2 separate regions of the Homo sapiens genome follow, and region 1 is linked to region 2. A link is a contact called in ENCODE Hi-C or POLR2A ChIA-PET data. All regions are on one chromosome and are shown on one strand. The core of a region is the stretch at or near the end of the contact, and the rest is flanking DNA. Distances in the headings are between cores, read along the strand shown.

Region 1 (5,198 bases), core at 350-2,849, 280 kb after region 2:
AAGTGCTTAAGATATAGGTGTGTAGCTTAATAACTATTTACTAATTAATCCATCTGTGTTAATCACTTTGCTGATCAAGATATAAACATTTCTAGAAAATCTTTCTCATATCTCCTTACAGGCTATATACCCTCTGAATGGAACCAGTTACTTACTTCTCTCACTTTAGGTTAATTTTCCCTGGTTTTAAACTTTATATGTTTGGAATCACACAAGTTATATTGCATATTTAAGCTAAATATTTTATCTTGTTATAAATATTGCTTTGAGACGGAGTTTTGATTTTGTTGCCCAGGCTGGAGTGCAGTGGCTCAATCTCGGCTCACTGCAACCTTCACCTCCTGGGTTCAAGCGATTCTCCTGTCTCAGCCTCCCAAGTAGCTGGGATCATAGGCGCCTGCCACCACGGCCAGCTAATTTTTGTATTTTTAGTAGAAACGGTGTTTCACCATGTTGGCCAGGCTGGTCTTGAACTCCTGACCTCAGGTGATCCACCAGCCTCTGCCTCCCAAAGTGTTGGCATTACAGGCGTGAGCCACCGCGCCCAGCCTGTTAGATGCTTTTCTTGCTTAGTACTATCTCATTAACATTTTGCAATTATATTATATTATATTATATTATATTATATTATATTATATTATATTATTTTTGAGACGGGGTCTTTCTCTGTCCCCCAGGCTGGAGTGCGGTAGCATGATCAGGGCTCACTCCAGCCCTGCCTCCTGGGCTCGAGGGATCCTTCCACCTCAGCCTCCCAAGGAGGTGGAACTACAGGTGCGTGCCACCACGCCTGGCTAATTTTTGTATTTTTTTTGTAGAGATATGGTTTCATTATATTGCCCAGGCTGGTCTCTAATTCCTGAGCTCAAGAGATCCACCCGCCTTGGCCTCCATATTTTGCAATTATAATCTGCAATGGAATCATAATTTTAAATTGCTGTATTGTTTGTAATATGTGCTTGGTTATACTTATATAATTATAAGTTGGTTTGTAATATGTGCTTGGTTATACTTATATAATTATTCTCTCCTTTATTATACATGAGGTAAGAGAAGCTCAGGGAATCCATTCAGGCAGCAAGTGGAGAAACTAGCTCTCAAACCTGCATCTCAGGCTCTCATTCTTCCACTGCAAAAAAGCAAAGTGCTCAAAAAATATGGTCACAGATCTGCAGAAGTCTTGCACAAGGGCATTATCATAGCAATAAGAATGACTAATAAGTATTAACGGCCCATGAGAAAAGAACAAATACCATTAATTATCTCAATATATTAAGCATATTAGTAATGTTTGTACAGAATTATTCATGCAAATATTATTAGCCTGTGTCGGGGACAGTTGCTAAACTCAGCAACAGGCTCACAGCTCAGCTTCGTGCCTCTGGTTCCAGATGTGCAGGGGCCAGGGCTTCCAGGGACACGCCCCCGTGGGCCTCCAGGGAGCCAATCGACGCGCAGAAGGCGGGGCCCTGGGAGCGACAACGGTGTTATCCAATGGGCCGACAGCTGGAGCCGCCCCTGGCCAATGGGCGCGCTCCTCCGCGATGGGCGGAAGTGGTGAGGCAGCTCTGAGGGCCGTTGTTCAGTGCGGGGTCTGACAGAGGAGGCTCCGTGTCTGCAGCTAGTGTGTCAACTCAGCGTTTCTCCTCTCGTCCCTGGTGAGGTGTAGCGGCGGCACGCGGCTGGAGATCCCCTGTGGCCTCCAGTTTAGGAAGGGTCCAGCATCCCAAGGGAGGGGTGTGTGGGCGAGGGGTCTCTGGGCCCGGGGTCGCGGCTGTGAGGAGAGGATGCCCGCGCGGCGGCATCTCAGGCACCTGGAGGAGGCCGCGCTTTCTCCTCAGGGAACCGGCGCCTTGGCAGCCCCCGGCGACGCCGCCCCCTTCGCGGCCTAGGTTGGTCTGGTGAGCCGGGAAGCGGGCGTCGTTCGCAGCGCCGCTGTGACCACCGCGTCCCGGGCGGAGCTGGGCTCAGTGCCGGCCTGGGCCTAGAGTCCGAGCCTCGAGCTGCCGGCGTGGGGGGTCGCGAGTGGCCTAATGCGGCCTCGAAGCCGAAGGACCCGAGTCCGAGCTCGCACTCCGACCCGCTGGTGCTGTGGAAAACTCAGGTGGCCTTCCGCTTTCGTAGCCTCTAAAGTGGGGACCAAGACTTTCACCTCTTAGGATTGTAGTCGGGATTAAAAGATTTTCCCGGTAAGCGTTTGGCAACTGCTATTATTTGAGAAGCCGCTTACTTCTTCACTCCCCATCACCGACCTTCCTGGGGACGGGGGCGATTGGAAACTGCCTTGGGGTATCTGGACCCGGCAGGGGAAGCTCCGCCGCCTCGGGCAGAGGGACGGTCCCCTCTGCGGACTAGAGAGATCTAGCTGACCCCCAACAGGCTCCTTATAAGCTTGAAGACTTTTCTGTGCCTCAACTCTTCCGTGCATTCGCCCGTTTCCTTGACCCTTTGAAGTATTGTCAGTCCTCTGCCTGAAGAATCTGAGGCCCAGAGAGGTTAAATCTGGCAGAACCAGCCAGACCTTGACCCCCAGAGGGGGACCCTGCAGGCTACCCCCAGTCTCCTTGCATCTAGAAAAGCAAGCACCTGCTACATCTGAGCTCTGGCCTTAGAGTTGGCCAGAGTGGGCTGGAATAGAGCACACCTGAAATCAGTCGGACAGCCTTCCTTAGTTGCCATTTCATATCAGAGTGAATATCTTTTTTTTTTTTTGAGATGGAGTCACCTTCTGTTGTTCAGGTTGGAGTGCAGTGGCGAGATCTCAGCTCACTGCAGCCTCCGCCTCCTGGGTTTAAGTGATTCTCTTGCCTCAGCCTCCTGAGTAGCTGGGATACAAGCGCCCGTCACCACGCCCAACTAATTTTTGTATTTTTAGTAGAGACTTGGTTTTGCCATGTTGGCCAGGCTGGTCTCGAACCCCAGACCTCCAGTGATCTGCCCACCTCGCCCTCCCAAAGTGCTGGGATTACAGGCGTGAGCTGCTGCGCCCAGCCCAGAATGGGTGTCTTGAATTATGTCATTCCCTAGTTTAAAGCCCTTCAGTGGTTTACCATTGAGCTTGGAATCGAATCCAATATTCTTTCTGTCTGATATGACAAGACCTTCTTGAGTCATTCCCCTTTTTTATTATGCTCTTCCAGATCTGCCTTTACTTTCTCTTTCATTGCTTTTAGGCCTTTTGCCCTTCCCACTGCCTGGATGGATTTCCCCGCATTCCCATCCTCTATCTTTGTCTTTTCGTGGTTGGCTCTTGTACTTCAGTTCTTAATTTAAATGTCGTCTCCCCAGAAAGTTCTTCCCTGACCACTCTTATCTACCTAAAGTAGATTTGCCTCTATTCCGCCCCCATTTATTTGTCAGTATACTTTTCCATCACAATACTCAAGTTATATGTATTTTTTTGCTTATTGTTTTTCTCTACCACTAAATCGCTTTATCAGAGACTATATTTCCTTATTTTGTAAAGTATTTTTAGTGCCAGGGCACAGTGGCACACAGTATGGTCTTCTTTTTCTTTGAGACAGGGTCTCACTCTGTCACCCCGGCTGGAGTGCAGTGGTGTGATCACAACTCACTCACTGTAGCCTCGACCTCCTGGGCTCAAGCCTCCCAAGTAGCTGGGACTACCTCAGCCTCCCACCCCAGCCTCCCAAGTAGCTGAGATTACAGGCATGTGCCACCATACCCACCTAATTTTTTGCTTTTTTGTTTTTTGTTTTTTTTGAGAGGGAGTCTCGCTCTGTCGCCCAGGCTGGAGTGCAGTGGCGTGATCTCGGCTCACTGCAAGCTCTTTTTAGTAGAGACTGGGTTTCACCATGTTAGGCAGGATGGTCTCGATCTCCTGACCTTGTGATCCACCTGTCTCGGCCTCCCAAAGTGCTGGGATTACAGGCATGAACCACCGCACCCGGCTGCTTATTTTTTATAAAGGCAGGGTCTTACTATGTTTCCTGGCTGGCCTTGAACTCCTGAGCTCAAGTGATCCACCCACCCCAGCCTTCCAGAGTGCTGGGATTACAGGTGTGAGACACTGCACCTGGCCCACAGTATTGTCCTTTTTTTTTTTATTTTTATTTTTTGAGACAGAGGCTCACTCTGTTGCCCAGGCTGGGGTGCAGTGGTGTGATCCTGGCTTACTGCAACCTCCACCTCCCGGGTTCAAGCAATTCTGCTTCAGCCTCCCTAGTAGCTGGGACTACAGGCACCCGGCTAATTTTTTTATTTTTAGTAGAGAGGTGTTTCGCCATGCTGGCCAGGCTGGTCTTGAACTCCTGACCTCAAGTGATCCGCCCACCTCAGCCTCCCAAAGTGCTGGGATTACAGGCATGAGCCACTGGACCCAGCCTCAAAGTATTGTCTTAATTAAGCATGTTGAACAAATGACTAAATACATGTTTTGAAAAGTGGCAACTCGCTTGATAATGCCAAAACCTTTAAAGAACCCTACTGGGGGCAGGATTTAAGACCATTTTTGTATCATGGAAAGGAATAATCTAAACTAAACAATGGTAGTAAAGTTGCCAGTGCTTTGCTTTCTGCATTGACATCTTGTTTAAAAAGCAGGAGAAACTTTATAGTGAAGAAATTTGGCAGACACCATATCAACTATGTGATCATGGTTTACATCAATAGTAAAATAAGACTGTTGACATCATGTACCTTCTGATATAAGGCACTGAGATGAGCACAACATGATTTCTATGGTGTTCTTGCCAAAAATATATAACCTGAATTTAATCATGAGAAAATATCAGACAAACCCAAATTGAAGGATATTATATAAAATAACTAGCTGGCTGGGCACGGTGACTCATGCCTGTAATCCCAGCACTTTGGGAGGCTGAGGCTGGCTGGTGGATCATATGAGGTCAGGAGTTTGAGACCAGCCTGGTCAACATGGTGAAACTCCATCTCTACTGAAAATACAAAAATTAGCTGGGCATGGTGGTGCACACCTGTGGTCCCAGCTACTCAGGAGGCTGAGGTCGAGGTTGCAGTGAGCCGAGATCGCAGTGAGCCGAGATCGCACCACTGCACTCCAGCCTAGACAGCAGAGTGAGACTCTGTTTAAAAAAAAAAAAAAAAAAAAAGCCAGTATGCTTAACAAGGTCATGAAAGAGAAGGAAAGACTGAAGAACTCTCCCAAATCAAAGGAGATTAACTACAAGTAATAGCCAAATGCAGTGTGTGATCCTAGA
Region 2 (5,698 bases), core at 439-2,938:
CAGGATGCTGAGGTGGGAGGATCGCCTGAGCCCAGGAGGTCTAGGTTGCAGTGAGCTGTGATCACGCCACTGCACTCTAGACAGTGGGACCGTTTAAAAAAAAAAATCCATCTTCTCTACACCTTTACCGCCACCTCCTTAGTTCAGACAGTGTAATAATCTCTCATCTGCATTATTCTCCAATAGCCTCCTAATAGCTCTGTTTCCATTCTTGCTTTCCTATATTCTATTCTCTACAAAGCAGAGTGATCTTTTAAAACAAATTTGTTCACATCACTCTTTACTTTAAAACCTTACAATAGCTTAGAATAAAATCCAAAGTCCTGATTATGACCCCCAAAGGCCACATATGATGCAGCCCCTGCCCACATCTCCAACCTCATCCTTTTTATACTTTTTTTTTTCTTTTTTTGAAATAGAGACGGGGTTTCGCCATGTTGGCCAGGCCGGTCTCGAACTCCTGACTTCAAGTGATCCGCCCGCCTTGGCCTCCCGAAGTGCTGGGATTACAGGCGTGACCCACCGCGCCCAGCCTCCAACCTCACCCTTTATCAGTCTCCTCCTACTCGATCTACTCCAGCTACAATGACCTTCTTGCTGATTCTTGAACATATTTAGCTTATTTCCACCTTAAAATTTCTACCCATCTGCCCAGAAATCTTTCCTTGGATTTCCAATAGCCAGCCCTTTCTCATTCCTCAGGGGTCTCAGCTTAAATGTTACCTCCTGAGATTCCTTCCTTAATCATCTAATACGAAGAAGTCCCCACATCCAGTTATTCTCTTACCTCAGCATCCTGTTTATGTTCTTCTTAGCATCAGACTCGGGCTTTTTCCTGTTTATTACCTACTTCGTTTTCCTGAAAGATCCATGTGCCGGTACCATGTGTTGTTCCTACTGTTTCTCCAATGTCTAGTAGATTTGGCACATACTGATGTGCAATTAATACGTGAATGAAGAACCATTGACAGACGATTAGTCAAAAGCTCTTGCAAAGCCCTTTGATAGGTTATCGGTGGAGAGTAGGGAGCACAAACCTGGGGTCCCATTCTAGCTTGACCACTTCTCGGCTGTGCACAAACTAGTCTAGCTCTCCTGAGCCTCAGTTACCTATTTTGCAAATTAGGGATGGGAACATCCATACCTCACGACGCCAAACGGCTACCTTGTAAAGACGAAAGGAGGAAATGCAGGAAATAACTCCACGTAAGGTTAATGCTCCGTAAACAGAGCTGCTACTGCTATTATATATTCTATACAATCCTGCGCCCTTAACGGCAGGACCCTTTCAGTGCTTCAGTCCTGTCTTCTCTCTCCTGGGTTGACCTCCACAGATCCTCTCAGAAGAGCGTTTTCCAGGCGTGAATCTCCGCAGAGTGGAGATAAAGGCTGAGGCCCCAACGCACGCGCACTCACGCGAGTCCGGGCCTATGACGTCATTAGCGCAGCGCCATCGCCGCGGAAGGCCCAGGGGCCTGTCCTGTATGCGGCGTGTCTTAGGGAGGCCCAGGCGGACGCCTGCAAGTCGGGTGCGCGGTTCGGGGGCGGCTCGGAAACCCCAGCGGAAGGCAGCAAGGGGCGCGTGGGGCCGTGGAGTCACGAAGCTGGGCGGCAGGAGGGGCGGCCTGGAGCTCCCGCGGGGCACAGCGCGTGCGTGAGGGCGGCCGGCGGGGCTGCCCGGCGCGGGTGTCCCGGCGATGTGTGGCGCTGAGGCGGCGGCGGGAGCAGCGGCGCCGAGCTCTGCTTCGGCTTCGGCTTCGGCTTCGCGGCGGTGCAGGCGGCGGAGGCGGAGGCGCAGGCTCTTCTTTAGGACCTGGCGAGCCCAGGTCTAAGCGGCGGCCCCGCGAGGCCCTTGCACGGCGCCCCGGGTCGAGGCCCTCCCCGCCTCGCCCTACCCCAGGAGCCTGCCTCCCCAGCTGGGGATGAGGCTAGGAGGCGGCCGCGTGGGGCCCAGCACAAAGACCTGTCCCCAGGGGCCGCCGCCTCCGCCGCTGCTGCTGCCGCCAGCCTAGAGCCGCCCGCCGAAGCAGAGCCGGCGCCGGGGTCCTCATCCCCACCGGTCCCGAGGGGCGGCTGCTGCCCGTCGCCACGAGGCCCAGGGGCCCGAGTGCCGAGCCCTTTGCTCCCTCGGCCGCGCGGGGACAGGGCTGCTGAGCAGCCTCCGCCTCTCCCGGCTGTGGGGGCCCCACTGAGTATGTCGGAGGAGAGCGACATGGACAAAGCCATCAAGGTAAGGGGGAGGTGCCCCCTCTTCCCCCGCGTTGTCCTGTGGCGTTCTTCTCGGCTCTAGCCTCAAAAAGCAGGGAGATTTTGCAGTGAGAGGTTCCATCGACTACCGGGTTTCGGCCTCCCCCGGATTCCGTGGATCGCGCTTTACAGCCCTGGGGCCAAGGGTTATGGGTGTGGGTGTAGGTGTGTGTCCGACTCCCGCCAGCTTCCCTGGTGAGTGTGATTTGTGCTCAGCTGGAACAGAGGTGAGTGGCCTGGAGACACTATTAAGTGTCAATGAATGGGACGAAGAGAGCCCTACTACTACTACTACACGTTTCGATCACTCCCCAAGGCCGCCAGCATTTGCTTCCGGATGGTCTACAGAACTTGGAGAGTTGGAATTTATCCATCCCTCCCGATTTGTTTGAAATCAGCCTTCTGGAAATCTGCAGTTGGAAAAAGGTGGTTCGCCGTACAAAACCTGTCCTTTGGGGAATAGGTTGTCCTCACTTTTCCGTGTATTCTCCCCTTTTTCTTTTTCCTCTTCTTTCTCCTAGGAAGCATTGAGTTTACTTAGGAAAAGTTAACAGTTCCTGTGACTTAACTGCACTTAAACCAAAAGAAAAGCAAATGTGTGTTCGAAAATTACACAAATAAAATAAGTTTTCTAAAACCTGTTTTTAACTTTTTTTTTTTTTAAAGGCACATTTTGCCCACTCAGGGCCAGTTATCTGTCTTGACAGCTGTAGCTAAGAAATTAGTCTTATGAAAATTAAACATTGACGCTTAAAGTTTGATGTATTATTTACTTATTTGTAGTGTTAAGTCAGCCCAGTGCATTGAATAATTTCATTTTATCTTGAAGGACAGGCATCTATTGGCAGCTTGGGGTTATTTTCCCCTTCAAGACAGTTACTAGTAATGATTAAGAATTTACATTTCTACCAATTCTTTAGGTGGTGTATATAGTTTCTCAAAATCATCAAGTCATTCCAAAGAAACTTAACCCTTTAAAGGAGGCATCAACATATAACATATACATTAAGGAAGACCAGGTTTTTTGTCTGTTTGTTTGTTTTTGAGACGGAGTCTCACTCTGTCGCCCAGGCTGGAGTGCAGTGGCCCGATCTTGGCTCACTGCAAGTTCCGCCTCCTGGGTTCACGCCATTCTCCTGCCTCAGCCTCCCGAGTAGCTGGGATTACAGGCGCCCACCCACCACGCCCTGCTAATTTTTTCTTTTGTTTGTATTTTTAGTAGAGACGGGGTTTCACCGTAATAGCCAGGATGGGCTCGATCTCCTGACCTCGTGATCTGCCCGCCTTGGCCTCCCAAAATGGTGGGATTACAGGCGTGAGCCACCGTGCCTGGCCCAAGGAAGACGAGGTTTTAAATCATAAAGATTCTAAAAGACTGCCTTGACATATCCTTCTTTTGTTTTGGGTTTTGTTTTTTTTTTTGAGTCGGAGTCTGGCTTTGTCATCCAGGCTGGAGTGCAGTGGGATGCTCTTGGCTCACTGCAACCTCCACCTCCCAGGTTCAAGTGATTCTCCTGCCTCAGCCTCCCCAGTAGCTGGGACTACAGGCACGTGCCACCACACCCAGCTAATTTTTTTGTATTTTTAGTAGAGGTGGGGTTTCACTGTGTTAGCCAGGATGGTCTCCATCTCCTGACGTCATGATTTGCCCGCCTCGGCCTCCCAAAGTTCTGAGATAACAGGTGTGAGCCACCGCGCCCAGCCTTGGTTTGGGTTTTATTGGCACAGAGGCATGATATGCCGCCTGAAGTTATTTAATTGGGTTGTGAATCAAAGCGTATGTGGCCAGTTTTTAAACATTGTCTCCTGTGTGCCAGATGGTGTCCTAGACACAAATGGTACAAGCCAGACTCCTAGATGTCCCTACTGTCATGTAGCTTATATTCTAGAGGGTGGGGTTACTGCTAGGTGGTTTTAATTAAGTGTGGAAAGGGTGAGGAGTACTGTGTTAAATAGGGTAGTCCGAGGAGGTGACACTGTAGAGTTCTGATGGAAATGCGAGAGCAAGCCACCACTGTCTCAGGGAAGAGTATAACAGGCAGTGGGAATAGCAAGGACAGACCTTGAGGTAGAAGCAGGTGTAGTGTGATGTAGGAAGAGCAAGGTGGCTGGAATGCAGTGGGTCAGTGGAGATGATGTAGAGCAGCAATGGGAAGCAAGGCACTTAGGGCCTTGTAGGCCATCGTAAGAACTTTGGGTTTGACCCTGATTAAAAGGGGAACTATAGGAGAGTTTTGAACAGAAGAGAGACATAGTTCCAGGAGATAAGTATACAAATAGGGCAGCAATGTCACTTAGTGGTTGTTATAGCTTCTCTAGGTAGACTCAGTTGAAATCTCACCCTATGTTTTTTTTTGATACAGAGTCTCACTCTGTCACCCAGGCTGGAGTGCAGTGGTGTGATCTCGGCTCACTGCAGCCGCCTCCTCCCAGGTTCAAGCAATTCTTGTGCCTTGGCCCTCCGAGTAGCTGGGACTACAGGCGCACACCACCACGCCCGGCTATTTTTGTTGTTATTGCTATTTTGTTGTTATTGTTGTTATATTGCTAGAAAAGATGGGGTTTCACCATGTTGGCCAGGCTGGTCTCGAACTCCTGACCTCAGGTTATCTGTCCGCCTTGGCCTCCCAAAGTGTTGGGACTACAGGCATGAGCTACCACGCCCAGCCCAGCGTTTCTATTTTATTAGCCGTGTGTCTGAGTACGACATCACTTCACTTCTGTCTCGTTAGTTTCCTCATCTGTAGATGGGATAAAAGCACTCCCAGCTTATAGGGTTTTTTGTTGGTTTGTTTGTTAGTTTTTGAGGATTAAATGAGCAGATATACCCAAATGTGCTTATAATAATACCTAGGCCAGGCACGGTGGCTCACACCTGTAATCCCAGCACTTTGGGAAGCCTAGGCGGGCGGATCACCTGAGGTCAGGAGTTGGAGACCACTCTGGCCAACATGGCGAGACCCCCGTCTCTACTAAAAATACAAAAATTAGCCGAGTGTGGTGGCACACATCTGTAATCCCAGCTACTCAGAAGGCTGAGGCAGGAGAATCGCTTGAACCTGGGGGGCAGAGGTTGCAGTGAGCTGAGATCATGCCACTGCACTCCAGCCTGGGCGACAGAGTTAGACTCCTTCTCAAAAAAATAATAATACCTAACAGCAAGAGCTCAATGAATATTAGCTCATAGCAACTTAAGGGTGCTTTAGAAAGAGTTGTTTTTTTCACTTGACTCTTGCCCAGCCCAATTTTCTTAAAATTTTTTTAGCTTTTCTTCACTCAGAAGTACTCAATAGGTCATGGTGAATCTACGCTAATTTGGGCATTTCCAGCCAATACCTATTGGTGGACTTGAAAATCAGTACTGATTAGGATGTACTGCTTTGGAAGCAAGCCAGCATTACATCAAATAAAAAACATTTGGTCTGTGGCATTGTGTTGTATTCATTGTTTT

The links. A loop is a pair of places that touch in the nucleus more often than their neighbours do. ChIA-PET counts read pairs that join two places held with the same protein, here RNA polymerase II (POLR2A). Pooled maps may share reads with other maps.
Region 1: a map of CD8-positive, alpha-beta T cell shows a loop between it and region 2 (5-fold over the local background). The contact joins the promoter of TRAFD1 here to the promoter of MAPKAPK5 in region 2. A Hi-C loop is called at or near these places in 3 of 168 maps with a recorded cell type or tissue (CD4-positive, alpha-beta memory T cell, CD8-positive, alpha-beta T cell and naive thymus-derived CD4-positive, alpha-beta T cell), 7 of 37 single-sample maps with no recorded cell type and 15 of 50 pooled maps. POLR2A ChIA-PET finds 5 or more read pairs at or near these places in 11 of 52 experiments (CD4-positive, alpha-beta T cell, CD4-positive, alpha-beta memory T cell, CD8-positive, alpha-beta T cell and 7 more).

The regions. Positions count from the first base shown.
Region 1 is chr12:112,123,961-112,129,158 of GRCh38, forward strand. TRAFD1 (TRAF-type zinc finger domain containing 1) reads left to right here and starts at 1,600. Exons shown (of 12, transcript NM_006700.3): 1 at 1,600-1,658. RefSeq lists enhancers at 1,325-1,619, 1,597-1,646, 2,057-2,126.
Region 2 is chr12:111,840,540-111,846,237 of GRCh38, forward strand. MAPKAPK5 (MAPK activated protein kinase 5) reads left to right here and starts at 1,689. Exons shown (of 14, transcript NM_003668.4): 1 at 1,689-2,230. The coding sequence starts at 2,195. MAPKAPK5-AS1 (MAPKAPK5 antisense RNA 1) reads right to left here and starts at 2,466. Exons shown (of 2, transcript NR_015404.2): 1 at 788-2,466. RefSeq lists enhancers at 1,265-1,544, 2,275-2,374 and silencers at 1,575-1,754, 1,835-2,184, 3,866-4,034.